Linked DNA regions of Homo sapiens: region 2 is linked to region 1. The links are chromatin contacts, found by Hi-C or POLR2A ChIA-PET in ENCODE. All regions are on one chromosome and are shown on one strand. Each heading gives the region's core, a stretch centred on a gene start or an enhancer-like site at or near the end of the contact. The rest is flanking DNA. Distances are from core to core; before and after follow the strand shown.

Evidence for each region. A loop is a pair of places that touch in the nucleus more often than their neighbours do. ChIA-PET counts read pairs that join two places held with the same protein, here RNA polymerase II (POLR2A). Pooled maps may share reads with other maps.
Region 2: a loop to region 1 is called in a pooled map, with 2.4 times the contacts of the local background. The contact joins the promoter of LZIC here to the enhancer-like site in region 1. A Hi-C loop is called at or near these places in 1 of 50 pooled maps. POLR2A ChIA-PET finds 5 or more read pairs at or near these places in 2 of 52 experiments (OCI-LY7 and activated B cell).

Annotation. Positions count from the first base shown.
Region 1 is chr1:9,271,476-9,278,238 of GRCh38, forward strand. No RefSeq gene overlaps it. Among named protein-coding and RNA genes, the nearest start is that of SPSB1, 18 kb to the right of the region's middle. Within about 2 kb of position 4,181, at least 4 of the 41 ENCODE cell types and tissues checked have a DNase peak (open chromatin) inside an H3K27ac peak, as active enhancers do.
Region 2 is chr1:9,940,039-9,946,801 of GRCh38, forward strand. It overlaps LZIC (leucine zipper and CTNNBIP1 domain containing), which reads right to left and starts at 3,353. Exons shown (of 8, transcript NM_032368.5): 1 at 3,211-3,353; 2 at 2,586-2,744. It overlaps NMNAT1 (nicotinamide nucleotide adenylyltransferase 1), which reads left to right and starts at 3,437. Exons shown (of 5, transcript NM_022787.4): 1 at 3,437-3,477. RefSeq lists enhancers at 2,382-2,952, 2,486-3,685, 2,953-3,522.

The DNA.
Region 1 (6,763 bases), core at 2,931-5,430:
GAGTGTAAGTGTGTCTGACTGAGCAAGCCAGTGCATTCCGTTTGCAAGAGGGTCTGTGGGCCTCATGGGAGAGAGAGCAGTGGGCAGGATGATCTCATTTCATAGACTCCCAAGCAGTCTAGGAAGAGTCCCCCAACCTTCCCGGCAGCCCACTGGAGGGGAAGGAGCTCACCCCTGAGTGGGAGATCGGGAGGGGAGGGTCTTTGAGGACACCAGAGCCTGATGCCTTCATTTGTCTTCTCTCCTGTCCCTTGCCTGAGTCCTACCTCCAAGCTGTGTCACACTCCCAGGAATGTAAGTGTTTTGGGGAAGTCAAATAGGATTTCAGGACCACTTGAGGTACAGAAGTTAGAGATTTGCAGGTTGTCACCAACAGCATGCAGGACCCACACAGGCTTGGTGACATCACAAGGTGGCAAAAGGAGCAGCGCACACATTCGAAATAGGTGAGCTCTGGGCAGGGACCCCATGGCAGAGGGGACAGAGACGGGTGAGACATGCCCAGAGCCTGCAAGGGAAGATGTCACGAAGGCCAGAAACCAGAGCTGCAGTGACCGTCCCTGCCTGTCCCTCAGATGGGAGGCGCGCGGGGGATCTGCTGCTTCCCGGGGGGTAGCCCAGGGCGTCCCCTCCCTGCTTCTCTGTGGTGATGGCTGCTGGTTCCACAGTCCTCACAGAAACATGGCGGGGCAGGACTGTGGGACCCAGCCAGCGTCTGTGAGGGCTGCACTGGAGGGTCACCTGGTGTCCAGCCCCCGTTTGGGGACCCTCCCATACATGTGTTCTGGGGAGTTCCGATGGCAGGCATGGGGCGTGTGACCCAGTGCTAGCCGATCAGGACATCCAATGCCCACAGCCGCAGCAATGGGATCTGGGAGGGCTCAGGGCCCAAACTGGTCAAATCAGAGTGACCCCGAGGACTCAGGCTGAAGCGGCACCATTTCTCTGGACTCAGGCCTTGGTGAGCTGCAGCAGCCATCTCAGCGCCACGGAGGCCTAAGGACAAGGCTGGCATGGAGGAGAGGAGAGCCCCAGGATCCCACTTCGGGGGCTGTCTCTGGGACCTGATTCCAGTCTCCTGAAGTCAGCCTGCGGGCCTCGTTTCTGGGTGCCTAAACTACCTTGTAGCAGCAGAACTTAATAGATACTGGAGCTAGTAGCTTTGTTATGTATTTCCGGAAGCCCAGCAGAAACCCCACACTGACCTAAGTAAGAAGGTGATTCTCATGAACCAAGAGGACAGATCCTTCTGTTTGGGGTCAGGGTTTCAGCAGTCCAGTGTGGCAACACCAGTTGGGTGGCCCCTGCTGTGCAGCATCAGTTTCTTCTTGCTTAATTGGAACTGTTTTCCTGATAGACCATAGTTTTGGAGATGCAGGGACAGATGGAAGGGCAGGAGGGGAAGAGTTGCGCAAATCATAAAAGAAGCCGTGGTGAAGACAAGCTCAGGAGCTGCCAGCCTGAGTCCACCTTCTCCAGGGTCTCTTACAAGCTCTTTACAGACAGCCAGAGCCCGGGTGGGGTCAGCCAGCTGCCCCTCGCCACCCAGCTCCCAGCAGAAGGGGAGGGGATGCGGCTCCACCCATGCCCTCTCTTACCCCCATCTTCCCACTCACCTGTCGGGCTGAGGACCACGAAGGCAGAGACTCCATACATTCTGCTCCTTTTCGTGTTTCTGGCACTTTACACGCCGCCCTGCAGTGAATGTGTGAGTGAATGAATGAGTGAATGGCAATAAGGAAAGAGAGTGGTCAGCAAGGCGGCTGGAGGGGTGGAGGCCTGAGCGGGTGTGGGGCCAGCGGTGAGCCTGGCACGTGTCATCCTCTCTAGGGGAGGGAGGGTCTAAGCACATGGGTCTCCTGTGCCCAGAGTGGCCAGGGCCTAGGGGTGCAATGGATGTGGTCCAGCCATGGCAGGCCACCACGCTTGTTGGCACCGTGGGATAGGGCCACGCAGAAGCAGGGCAAGGTCTGACCCCCGCTCCTGACAGCTCCCACTGGCTGCTGATGGAGAGCAAAGCCACGGTCAGCGCCCACTGCTGGACGCTGCAGCAGGGATGGCAGCCAGGGGGGCCCCCAACAGCTTAGGGCTGCTCTGTCCCCCTGGAGAGGTCTCACTACAGCCCTTTCCTTTCCCCCGTCCCCACTCACTGGCTGCGGAAACCCAGCCTCATGAGTTCTGTTTGTCTGAAGAAGCATCGTTGGGAGGAAAAATTATCAAACTAAGCTCATGCTATCAGTCAGGCCCTCCTCCTACTCCGTATGTCTTTATTTTTTTACTGAAAAAAATAAAATACAGTAAGCACTCGGATGAGAATATTAATCCATGGAGATTGCCCCCTTCAGCATTCACTGTATGAGGCCTTTTTATATTTGCTTTTTTAAAAGAAAAAAATATATATATTTTTTGATGGCAAAAACCTGGACACACATATTTTTGTAAAAATCACACATGCTTGTTACAAATGCATTGAAACAGTGCAGAAAAGTACACAAATGTGTGTAAAGAAAATCACTGTCGTCCAGCCCTCCAGAAACGAACAACAGTAACAACGGGTGCACATCCTTCAAGACACGGATGCAAATAGAAGATTCAAAATATTTCGTAAAAATGGGATCCTCCTCTTGATGCTAATTTTAATCTTAATACTTAATAAATAATAGTGCATTAATAATTTTACTAGAAACTGAAGGAATTTCATTCCATTCAGAAATATATTTTGTCACACAATCAATATCATTTCCCAAAAGGTCTCTTTAACATTAGAAGTGTATGAAAAGCCAGGTGCGGTGGCTCCCGCCTGTAATCCCAGCACTTTGGGAGACCGGGGCGGGCAGATTATCTGAGGTCAGGAGTTCGAGATTAGCCTGACCAACATGGCGAAACCTCGTCTCTACTAAAAATACAAAAATTAGCTGGGCGTGGTGGCAGGTGCCTGTAATCCCAGCTGCTGGGGAGGCTGAGGCAGGAGAATCGCTTGAACCCAGGAGGTGGGGGTTGCAATGAGCTCTAATCACGCCACTGCACTCCAACCTGGGGGGACAGAGCGAGACTCTGTCTCAAAAAAAAAAGTAGTTTATGGAAAAACATTAAGTCTGAAGTCCTTAATGAATTTTAATGTGATTTTTAACTCCCTGAATCAGTTTTGATTGGGGGTGTCTACTGACTTTGACAAATACGGACATTGATTCTCCATCACTTCCCATTTCCTGGCTTCCAACTCTGGATTTTTTTTTTTTTTTTTTTTTTTTTTTGAGATTACTCACTCTGTCACCTAGGCTGGAGAGCAGTGGTGCGATCTCGGTTCACTGCAGCCTCTGCCTCCTGGGTTCAAGTGATTCTCCTGCCTCAGCCTCCCAAGTAGCTGGGACTACAGATGTGCACCACCATACTTGGCTAAGTTTTGTTTTGTATTTTTAGTAGAGATGGGGTTTAGCCATATTGGCCAGGCTGGTCTCGCACTCCTGACCTCAAGTGATCCACCCATCTTGGCCTCCCAAAGTGCTGGAATTAACAGGTGTGAGCCACTGCTCCCGGCCCCAACTCTGGATTTTTGTAGGCACATTATTTTTTCTTGCTATTCTCCAGGATCCTTCATTGTTCCTTCCTTGTTGGCTCTGTCCGACTTGCCTCCTGTGGGCTCCCACCTGGCTGCCTCCCACTTCTAATGCCCAAACTCCAGGCACCGTCTGCTGTCCGGGAGGATGGAGGTATGACCACGTCTCATTTGTCTTCCTGCTTGTGGAGCACCCTTCTTCTCTGTGTCCTTCTCTTACTGGGGCCAGGGCTGCCCCATATTCTGGCCGTGTCCATCTGTCCCTCACGCATGTGGACAGGCAGGCTGACCACACAGCCTTGCACCGCCCAGCACGCGGGGCTCAGGTCCTAACAACTGCTGACTGCTGGCTCAGGGCTGGGCACTGTTCCAGGGGATACCAAGGAACCAAGACCCCGTCTTCCTGGGCCGTATGCTTTTTGTTCTCTTGAGTCTTGCATTGCTCCCTTATTTGGGGTTCACCCATCCATCTTCAAAAGAGTCTTCCTTACCCTCTGCTGCCCCTGCCAGCTCTCACCATTTTAACCCAAAGACTTTAAAGACGATAAAGGCACTATCTCGAAGGCCACCACTGCCCTCCTGCAGGACAAATGCACAGCTTGGAGGTTGCCACCGCAAGAGGGTAAGAGGCCACCACCCCCACAACAGCTGACTCATAGCTCGGGTAAGAGGCCACCACCCCCACAACAGCTGACTCACAGCTCGGGTAAGAGGCTCCCAGTTTGCAGATGCGAAACCAAGGCTTGAAGTCACCTATCTTGCCCGAGATGACAGCTGGCAAGTGGCAACGCTGCTAGAGTCTGCCCGAGCCCTTAGTGCACTCCCGTAACCAGCAGGTCACACTAGGAGCAGCTACTCCAGGGAGAGGAAGAGCTGACACTGGGCAAACCCGCAGCTCCAGCCACCAGCAGCCGACCCATTGCCAGACACTGTGTTACATCTCCAGTCTGTATCAGGCCCCCAGGGCCCCCAGGTCAGGACTCCAACCAAGATTGGGATCCAGTTTGCTCAGCTCTGGCTTCTCCCTGGGGAAGTGTCTTCCTACTGAGCCACAGCAGAGAACATCATTCACTTGGGGCAGGAGTTGTCACCAAGGCCTGCTGGCTGCCACCAAATCTAGGAGACTAGAACAATGTCTGCCAATCCTGAGAGCAGGTCCAGAGGGGTAACTTTTATCTTTATTGCCTGGGCTGCTCTATCGTCCTCTTCCTTTATTCTCTTTGTGAATTTAATTATGGGGGGCACATAGCCGAGGTTTGTCTGCCTTCTCACTTCTACCCCAAAGGGAAGGCAGTTTGTTAAGGGTGAATTTTCTCCCCTTGGATTTCTATTTATGTATAAAAACTACCTTGGGCCGGGTGCAGTGGCTCACGCCTGTAATCCCAGCACTTTGGGAGGCCGAGGCAGGAGGATCACTTGAGGTCAGGAGTTTGAGACCAACCTGACTAACATGGTGAAACCCCGTCTCTACTAAAAATACAAAACATTAGCTGGGCGTGGTAGTGCACGCCTGTAATCCCAGCTACTTGGGAAGCTGAGGTGGGAGAATTGCTTGAATCCTGGAGGCGGAGGTTGCAGTGAGCCAAGATTGCGCCACTGCACTCCAACCTGGGTGACAGAGTGAGACTCTGTCTCAAACAAACAAAAAAATTCATCACGTAACGAAAAACCATTTGTTGGCAATTGAAATAAAATATATATGTATATATAATATTCTAATGAAAAAATATAAAAATAAAATGACCCAGTAGGTACAAATTTCTTTGTAATGGAAGACAAATGCTGATATAATTTAAATCACAATAACAGCCAATGGCCTAAAAAAGAAAGGAAGGGAGGGTTTAGAAGACTCTCGAGATAGCCCAGGCACAGGTGGAGGCCCAGAAAAGCTTTAGGTCAGGAGAAAGGCGTAAACCCCAGGTCACTTGCTATGTAGGCAGCTGCAGGGATGCAGGGCACCCACAGTGAGAGAGAGAGAAAAGGCTGCCCTGGGCTGGAGGCCACAACACCAGACCCCGAAATCCTCCTTTAAGAGGTCTTGAGCCCCTGTGTATTAGTCTGTTTTCACGCTGCTGATAAAGACATACCTGAGATTGGGTATTTTATTTTGTTTTGTTTTGTTTTATTTTATTGAGATGGAATCTCGCTCTGTCACACAAGCTGGAGCACAGGGTACGATCTTGGCTCACTGCAACCTGTGCCTCCAGGGTTCAAGCAATTCTCCTGTCTCAGCCTCCCCAGTAGAGTAGCTGGGACTACAGGTGTGCACCACCATGCCCAGCTAATTTTTTTTTTTTTTTTTGAGATGGAGTCTCGGTCTGCCACCCAGGCGGGAGTGCAGTGGCACAATCTCGGCTCACTGCAAGCTCCACCTCCTGGGTTCATGCCATTATCCTGCCTCAGCCTCCCCAGTAGCTGGGACTACAGGCGCCCACCACCACGCCTGGCTAATTTTTTTTTGTATTTTTGTAGAGACAGGGTTTCACCGTGTTAGCCAGGATGGTCTCAATCTCCTCACCTCGTGATCCGCCTGCCTCGGCCTCCCAAAGAGCTGGGATTACAGGCATGAGCCATCGCGCCCAGCCTAATTTTTGTATTTTTAGTAAAGACAGGGTTTCACCATGTTGGTCAGGCTGGTCTCAAACTCCTGACCTCAAGTGATCGGCCCACCTCGGCCTCCCAAAGTGCTGGGATTACAGGTGTGAGCCACCCCACCCGGCCCAGACTGAGTAATTTATAAAGCAAGAAAGGTTTAATGAACTCACAGTTCTACGTGGCCAGGGAGGCCTCACAATCATGGCAGAAGGTGAGAGGCACATCTTACATGGTGGCAGACAAGCAGAGAATGAGAGCCAAGTGAAAGGGGAAACCCCTTATAAAATCGTCAGATCTCATGAGACTTATTCGCTACCGGGAGAACAGTACTGGGAAAACCGCGCCCATGATTCAATGACTTCCCACCGGGTCTCTCCCACAACACTTGGGAATTCTGGGAGCTACAATGCAAGGTGAGATTTGGGTGGGGACAGAGCCAAACTGTATCAGCCTGGTTCTAAACTCTCCCTCTCCAAGCCACTAGATTTCCATGCCACACCTCACTTTGATCCTGAATTTGGGCCATCACTTGCTATATTTCCCAGGACTCCTTTGGTTGCAAGGGACAGCAACCCAACTCGAACTAAATTTAAAAATGAAAAAATAAAAATA
Region 2 (6,763 bases), core at 2,103-4,602, 670 kb after region 1:
AGCCTTGGAGGCAGAGGTTGCAGTGAGCTGAGATTGTGACACTGCACTCCAGCCTGGGAGACAGAGTGAGACTCCTACTCAAAAAAAAACAAAAAACAAAAAACAAACCACAAAACTTTCCAGGTAACTTATTAAAACATGTTTTTTGTTTGTTTTGAGACAGAGTCTTGCTCTGTCGCCCAGGCTGGAGTGCAGTGGAGCAATCTCAGCTCACTGCAAGCTCCGCCTCCCGGGTTCACACCATTCTCCTGCCTCAGCCTCCCGAGTAGCTAGGACTATAGGCACCCGCCACCACGCCCAGCTTATTTTTTTTGTATTTTTTAGTAGAGACGGGGTTTCATCGTGTTAGCCAGGATGGTCTCGATCTCCTGACCTCGTGATCCGCCCACCTCAGCCTCCCAAAGTGCTGGGATTACAGGCGTGAGCCACTGCACCCGGCCTAGTTTTTGTATATTTTTTTTAGTAGAGACAGGGTTTCACCATGTTAGCCAGGATGGTCTCAATCTCCTGACCTCGTGATCCGCCCGCCTCGGCCTCCCAAAGTGCTGGGGTTACAGGCGTGAGCCACCGCACACAGCATTAAAGCATGTTTTATTTTCCTACACATAATGAAATCATTACCAGATGATTTGACATGTGTACTTCATTGGAGAGGATTCTTACAGTATATTCAAAATTAAATATAATGACAAAAAATTACTACCTAATCTATTAAAATTGGCATAAGTCATCTATGATCATTAATGATATGCAAACATAAACAAGTATTATACCCAGAAGTGTAATTTATTGTAGCTACATCTTATGTATAATAGTTTAGTGGATTTTTCCTGGAAATTGTCCATTTTAATTTTTCTCTTAAGTCTGTGGAATTTTCCAGTAAAAGTCAAGGCAAACCCAAGATGTAACTGACAATGTCTTTTCAGAGTTAGTTTCCTACAGTCTAACCACACTGGATGACTTGCTGTTCCAAAAATGTCATGCACTTTTTTGAGCCTGCATTTTTTTTTCTACCTATGAAGCCCAGTTCATTCTTCAAAGTCTAGTTCAAGTGTCACCTTCTCTACAAGGTCTTCCTTGATTTCCTCCCAATCACTAGGTTGTGAATTATTTAAGTAGGGATTTTACCTTTTCTTTCTTTCGTTCGTTCGTTCTTTCTTTCCTCTTTCTTTTTTTTTTGATGGCGTCTCACGGTCACCCAGGTGGAGTGCAGTGGCATGATCTTGGTTCACTGCAACCTCTGCCTCCTGGGTTCAAGTGACTCTCCTGCCTCGGTCTCCCGAGTAGCTGGGAATGTAGGTGCCCGCCACCACGCTCAGCTGATTTTTGTACTTTTAGTAGAGATGAGGTTTCACCATGTTGGCCAGGCTGGTCTCAAACTCCTGACCTCAGGTGATCCGCCTGCCTCAGCCTCCCAAAATGCTGGGATTACAGGTGTAAGCTATCGTGCCTAGCCTTTACCTTTTTTTTTTTTTTTTTTGAGATGGAGTCTCACTCTGTCGCCAGGCTGGAGTGCAGTGGCACGATCTCGGCTCACTGCAACCTCCGCTTCCCAGGTTGAAGAGATTCTCCTGCCTCGGCCTCCCAAGTAGCTGGGATTACAGGCACGCACTACCACGCCCAGCTAATTTTTGTATTTTTAGGAGAGACGGGTTTCACCATATTGGCCAGGATGGTCTCGATCTCTTGCCCTCGTGATCTGCCTGCCTCGGCCTCCCAAAGTGCTGGGATTACAGGCGTGAGCCACCGCACCCGGCCTTTACCTTTTCTTTATACACCAGCATCCAGCACAATCTTGGACAGACAAAAAGTGCCGAATAAACAACTGGTAGATGAATAATGAGAATTGATTGCTTCTTCTTTAGCATTCAAATCTTTTTTTTTAAAATTTTTTTTGAGACGGAGTCTCGCTCTGTCGTCCAGGATGGAGTGCAGTGGCGCGATCTCGGCTCACTGCAACCTCAGCCTCCTGGGTTCAAGCAATTCTCCTGCCTCAGCCTCTCCAGTAGCTGGGACTACAGGCATGCGTCACCACATCTGGCTAATTTTTGTATTTTTAGTAGAGATGGGGTTTCACCATGTTGTCCAGGCGAGTCTTGAACTCCTGACCTCTGGTGATCCACTTGCCTCAGTCTCCCAAAGTGATGGGATTACAGGCGTGAGTCACCGCGCCCAGCTCAAATCTTATTCTCTATTTAGCACTTATTTCTGCCTTTAATTATATATGATTTTATTATAATACGTTATCTCCTCTGACTAAACTCTGGAGAACAGAATATGAGTCTGATTCCTCTCTCAGCTTTCTCAGTACCTAATACAGAATAGAACGTCGATAATTTGGTCACGTATATAAAGGCTCAACATATTTTAAGGAGCTAAAGCTATTCTGAATACATTTCAGTAAAAATGGGTGCATTTTAAAAGCCTTAACCTGGTACTACATTAGTTGAGATTTATCCCCGAAAGATTAACTCGTTGGCACCACCTAGTAGTCACTAAATGTGGTGCACTTTTCACTTTTACGAAACTACAGAAACCGCTCTCAGACACTATATCTGGAGCGGAGGGTCCTCATTCATGCTCACCTGTCTCTTAGTACTCTGATCTCTGCACAGTGCCGACCGGTCTCAAATTGCACAAACCTCCAGTTCTTGACGTTCCGAGTGTCATAAACTTGAGGAAAATGAAATTATTCATCAGGACTACAAAAGGCTCAAAGTTCAAACCACCTCGGGGTGGAGATGCTGGAAAAAAGGAAACCATTAACAAGTAATTTTATTTGCTATATATAAACTTGCCCTAAGGCAGTCCAGATAACTTCCACTTGAGCAGCCTGAGACATCAAGGGCGGGGGCACTTTCCCCCTCGACTGCGCCTACCGCAGCCTTTCTGAGTTTCTTCCTAGCGAGGCCGAGAGGGTCTTTGAGGAAAATCCCGCATCCGGACACGCCTTGAGGGATGGCGTCAAACCCAGAGGCTTGGAAAAGGTAAGGGCGGAGAGCACGCCTCTTCCTTGAAAGTGAGGAGGGTTTGGCCCAGAACCAACAGGACTGGGTGAAGAATCAGCTCCGGCCACCGCAGCAAATCCCACCCCACGCGGGAACTTGAAGTCCGGCACGTAGGTCCCGCGGCGGCCGGGCTCCAACAGGCCCCAATTGCCACCAGAGGTAGCCGTAAACCCATGGTCCCCGAAACTCCTTCCGGGCCTACCTGACAAAAACTGGGACAACCTCCTTAGGCCCCCGGGATTCCCCCTGTGCCGCCTGACCGCCCGCCAGTCCCAGAGTTTAGGGCCAGGGGCCCCGCCTACCTGAGGGCACTGGCCTGGCGGACCGCGCCGGGGGAGCACTTCCGCTGGACGCACGCACTTCCGGCCCCCTGGAACCAATGAGAGTGCGACCGAGATGTTCCACTCGCTGGCGTCCGGGCCGCTGGTGATCTCCGGTAGCACTCGGGCCGGCGGACAGTGAGGGCGCGGTAAGCTCCCCGCAAGGAGCCCCTGAGAAACTGGTCGCTTTTTGTCCTAGATATAGGGGAGTCCAGGATGGTGTGGTGGAGTCTTTAGAGTCGAATATGACCCGAGGCAAGCTCATATTCAGGTTTGGGGCAAGGAGCTTTGATTGACCCTTAATTTTTTCAGTGGAACGGAAAACTTCGGTAAAATAGCTTCTGACCTTCGGAACAGATGGATTCACCTTGGAAAGGAAAAATCTCTTTCTAGAAGAGTCTTGAGGTCTGGCACCTTTAGGCTTAACGGGGGACGGCTGGGCGTCAGAGGAGGAAATCCTTCATTCCGAACGACTTCCCTTTCCTCCTAAATCCTTCTTTCCAAATCTGTAAAAGACTACATCTACTTTGCTGGAGGTGGTTTGACACTCATGCTCCTTGAGAAGGAGGTAATGAGCTGTAGGGCAGCTCTTAAAAAGTTACCCTTGGACGGGCGCGGTGGCTCACGCCTGTAATCCCAGCACTTTGGGAGGCCGAGGCAGGCGGATCACGAGGTCAGGAGTTCGAGACCAGCCTGGCCAACATAGTGAAACCCCGTCTCTACTAAAAATACAAAAAATTAGCTGGGCGTGGTGGTGGGCGCCTGTAATCTCAGCTACTCGGGAGGCTGAGGCAGGAGAATCGCTTGAATCCTGGAGGCGGAGGTTACAGTGAGCCGAGATCGCGCCATTGCACTCCAGCCGGGGCGACAGTTCGAGACTCCATCTCAAAAATAAAAATAAAAAAAAGTTACCCTTGGCTGTCGCGGTGTGACACCTGTAAACCCAGCACTTTGAGAGCCCGCGGTGGGAGGATCATTTGAGCCCAGGCTGGGCAACATAGCAAGACCCTCATAACAAAAAATTAAAAATAAAATTACCCAGAAACTGGTTGGAACTATTTAATGATGTTCTTAGTCCATCTTCCTGAAGTAGTCCACAGAACAACATCAGTGTTCATGGTAGAATTGTTTCATCAGGGCAGTTTTTTTTTAAGTAACAATGTCTTGTTAAAAAACAAGAGCTGTGTTGCCCAGGCTGGAGTGCAGTGGTGTGATCATAGCTCACTGCAGCCTTGAACTCCTGGGCTCAAGCGATCCTCTGGCCTTGGCCCCTCAAAGTGTTGTGGTGATTGGCACAAGCCACCGACAGGCCTGGAGTCTGAAGTTAGTTATATTTCAGCTACCCAGGATAAACTTCTAACTATGATTACCACAGAACTCTACCAAAACTAATTGTTTCACTTAGTTCTGTCTGATTATGGAATCTCTTTATTACCATCAGTTGTTTTTCAGAGTTACAATTTGAATATGAAACCATTTTTCTAGCCCACCTTAGAGAAGACTGTTGACACACTAGTTGAAATGGTTGCAATAGCCTCTACCTTGCAAGACACTTCAGATTCAAAGAATTTCCTTTGCAAAAGTCGGCCGGGTGCAGTGGCTCATGCCTGTAATCCCAGCACTTTGGGAGGCCAAGGCGGGCAGATCACTTAAGGTCAGGAATTCAAAACCAGCCCGGCCAACATGGTGAAACCCCATCTCTACTAAAAATACAAAAATTAACCAGGCGTGGTGGTCCATGCCTGTAATCTTAGCTACTCAGGAGGCTGAGGCATGAGAATCGCTTGAACTCAGGAGGTGAATGCTGCAGTGAGCCAAGATCACGACGCTGCACTGCAGCCTGGGTGACAGAGCAACTCCGTCTTAAAAAAACAAAACAAAACAAAACAAAAGAAGAAAAAAATAAAAGTACCTATTAATGCAATTATCTTTCAATTTTGATTCATAAATATGTGTGGAAGTGTCAATGTTTTGGGTAAAATGGAATTCACAGTGACAGAGTCAGTGCCATACAAAACAAAACTGGAAAATATACTTTAAAAAAATTATTTGAGCTGGGTGTAGTGGCTCACACCTGTAATCCCAGGACTTTGGGAAGCCGAGGTGGGCGGATCACGAGGTCAGGAGTTTGAGACCAGCCTGGCCCCTATGGTGAAACCCTGTCTCTACTAAAAATACAAAAAATTAGCTGTGCATGGTGGCGTATGCCTGTAGTTCCAGCTACTCGGGAGGCTGAGGCAGGAGAATTGCTTGAACCCGGCAGGCGGAGGTTGCAGTGAGCCGAGATCGTGCTCTTCAGCCTGGGCTACAGGGTGAGACTCGGTCTCAAAAAAATAATAATAATAATTTGAAAAATTTGCTGAATAAACATTTGTTCACAGTGTACTTTCCCTGATTTTTTAATTTTTGTTTTTGTTTGCCCTGTCACCCAGACTGGAGTACAGTGACACGAGCACGGCTCACTGCAGCCTTAATCTCTCAGGCTCAAGTGATCCTTGCACCTCAGCCTCCCTAGTAGCTGGGACTTCAGGTGCATGCCACCACATCCGGCTAGTTTTTGTATTTTTTGTAGAGATGAGGTTTTGTCATGTTGCCCAGGCTGGTTTCAAACTCCTGGGCTCAAGTAATCCTCCCACCTTGGCCCCGCAAAGTGCCGGAATTACAGGCATGAGCCACCCCACCCAGCCTTCCCCTAATTTTGATAATGATAATCCAATGTTCTGTTCTGGCATTTGTGTAGTTTTAGCGTGTGCAGTCTTCGAAGCAGTGGAGGTATTTGCCTTTTCTTCTCTGTGACTTAGTCATTCAGCAGTTCTATGCTAAGGGTTTTTTTATATGCCTTTAGGTTCTTGTTTAGAGTTAATGGATAATGAAAACATTTCTAATGCATAAGAGAAATGCATTCTGAAACAAAAATAGAATACAAGCCTTCAGACAGAAGGCAGAGAAGAAACTGGAGAAAGAGAAATAAGATGTTAGGTAGGAAACCATGGGAGACAGCACTGGGGAAAGTAACCTCCAGACTGGGAGTCACTGGGAAACCAGATAAATGCTCCTTGGCAGCGGGAGGAGTTGAGGACACTTCAGCTTGGTCTTGGGATGGGAGCCCAGAGAACGCAAGTTGCTCCAACTAGGTAGGGAAAATGCTGGGACAGATGAAACTTGAGTGGCTAACAAGAAGTACCAGGAGCCAAAGGCTCTCTGAACACTTGGGCCTCTTTTAAATGTCTGCCTTAAATAGCTTGTACCATTGTAAGTCTTGCATAATGGGTGAGAACATGAACTTTTAGAATCAAAGATGTCACTCTAGGTGTGGTTGTATTTGGAGTAAGGAAATAATTAAGGTTAAATGAGGTCATAAGTGTGGGGCCCTGATCCGATAGGACTAGTGTCCTTATCAGAAGAGTGAATGGAGAGCTTGCCCCTTACCCTTAC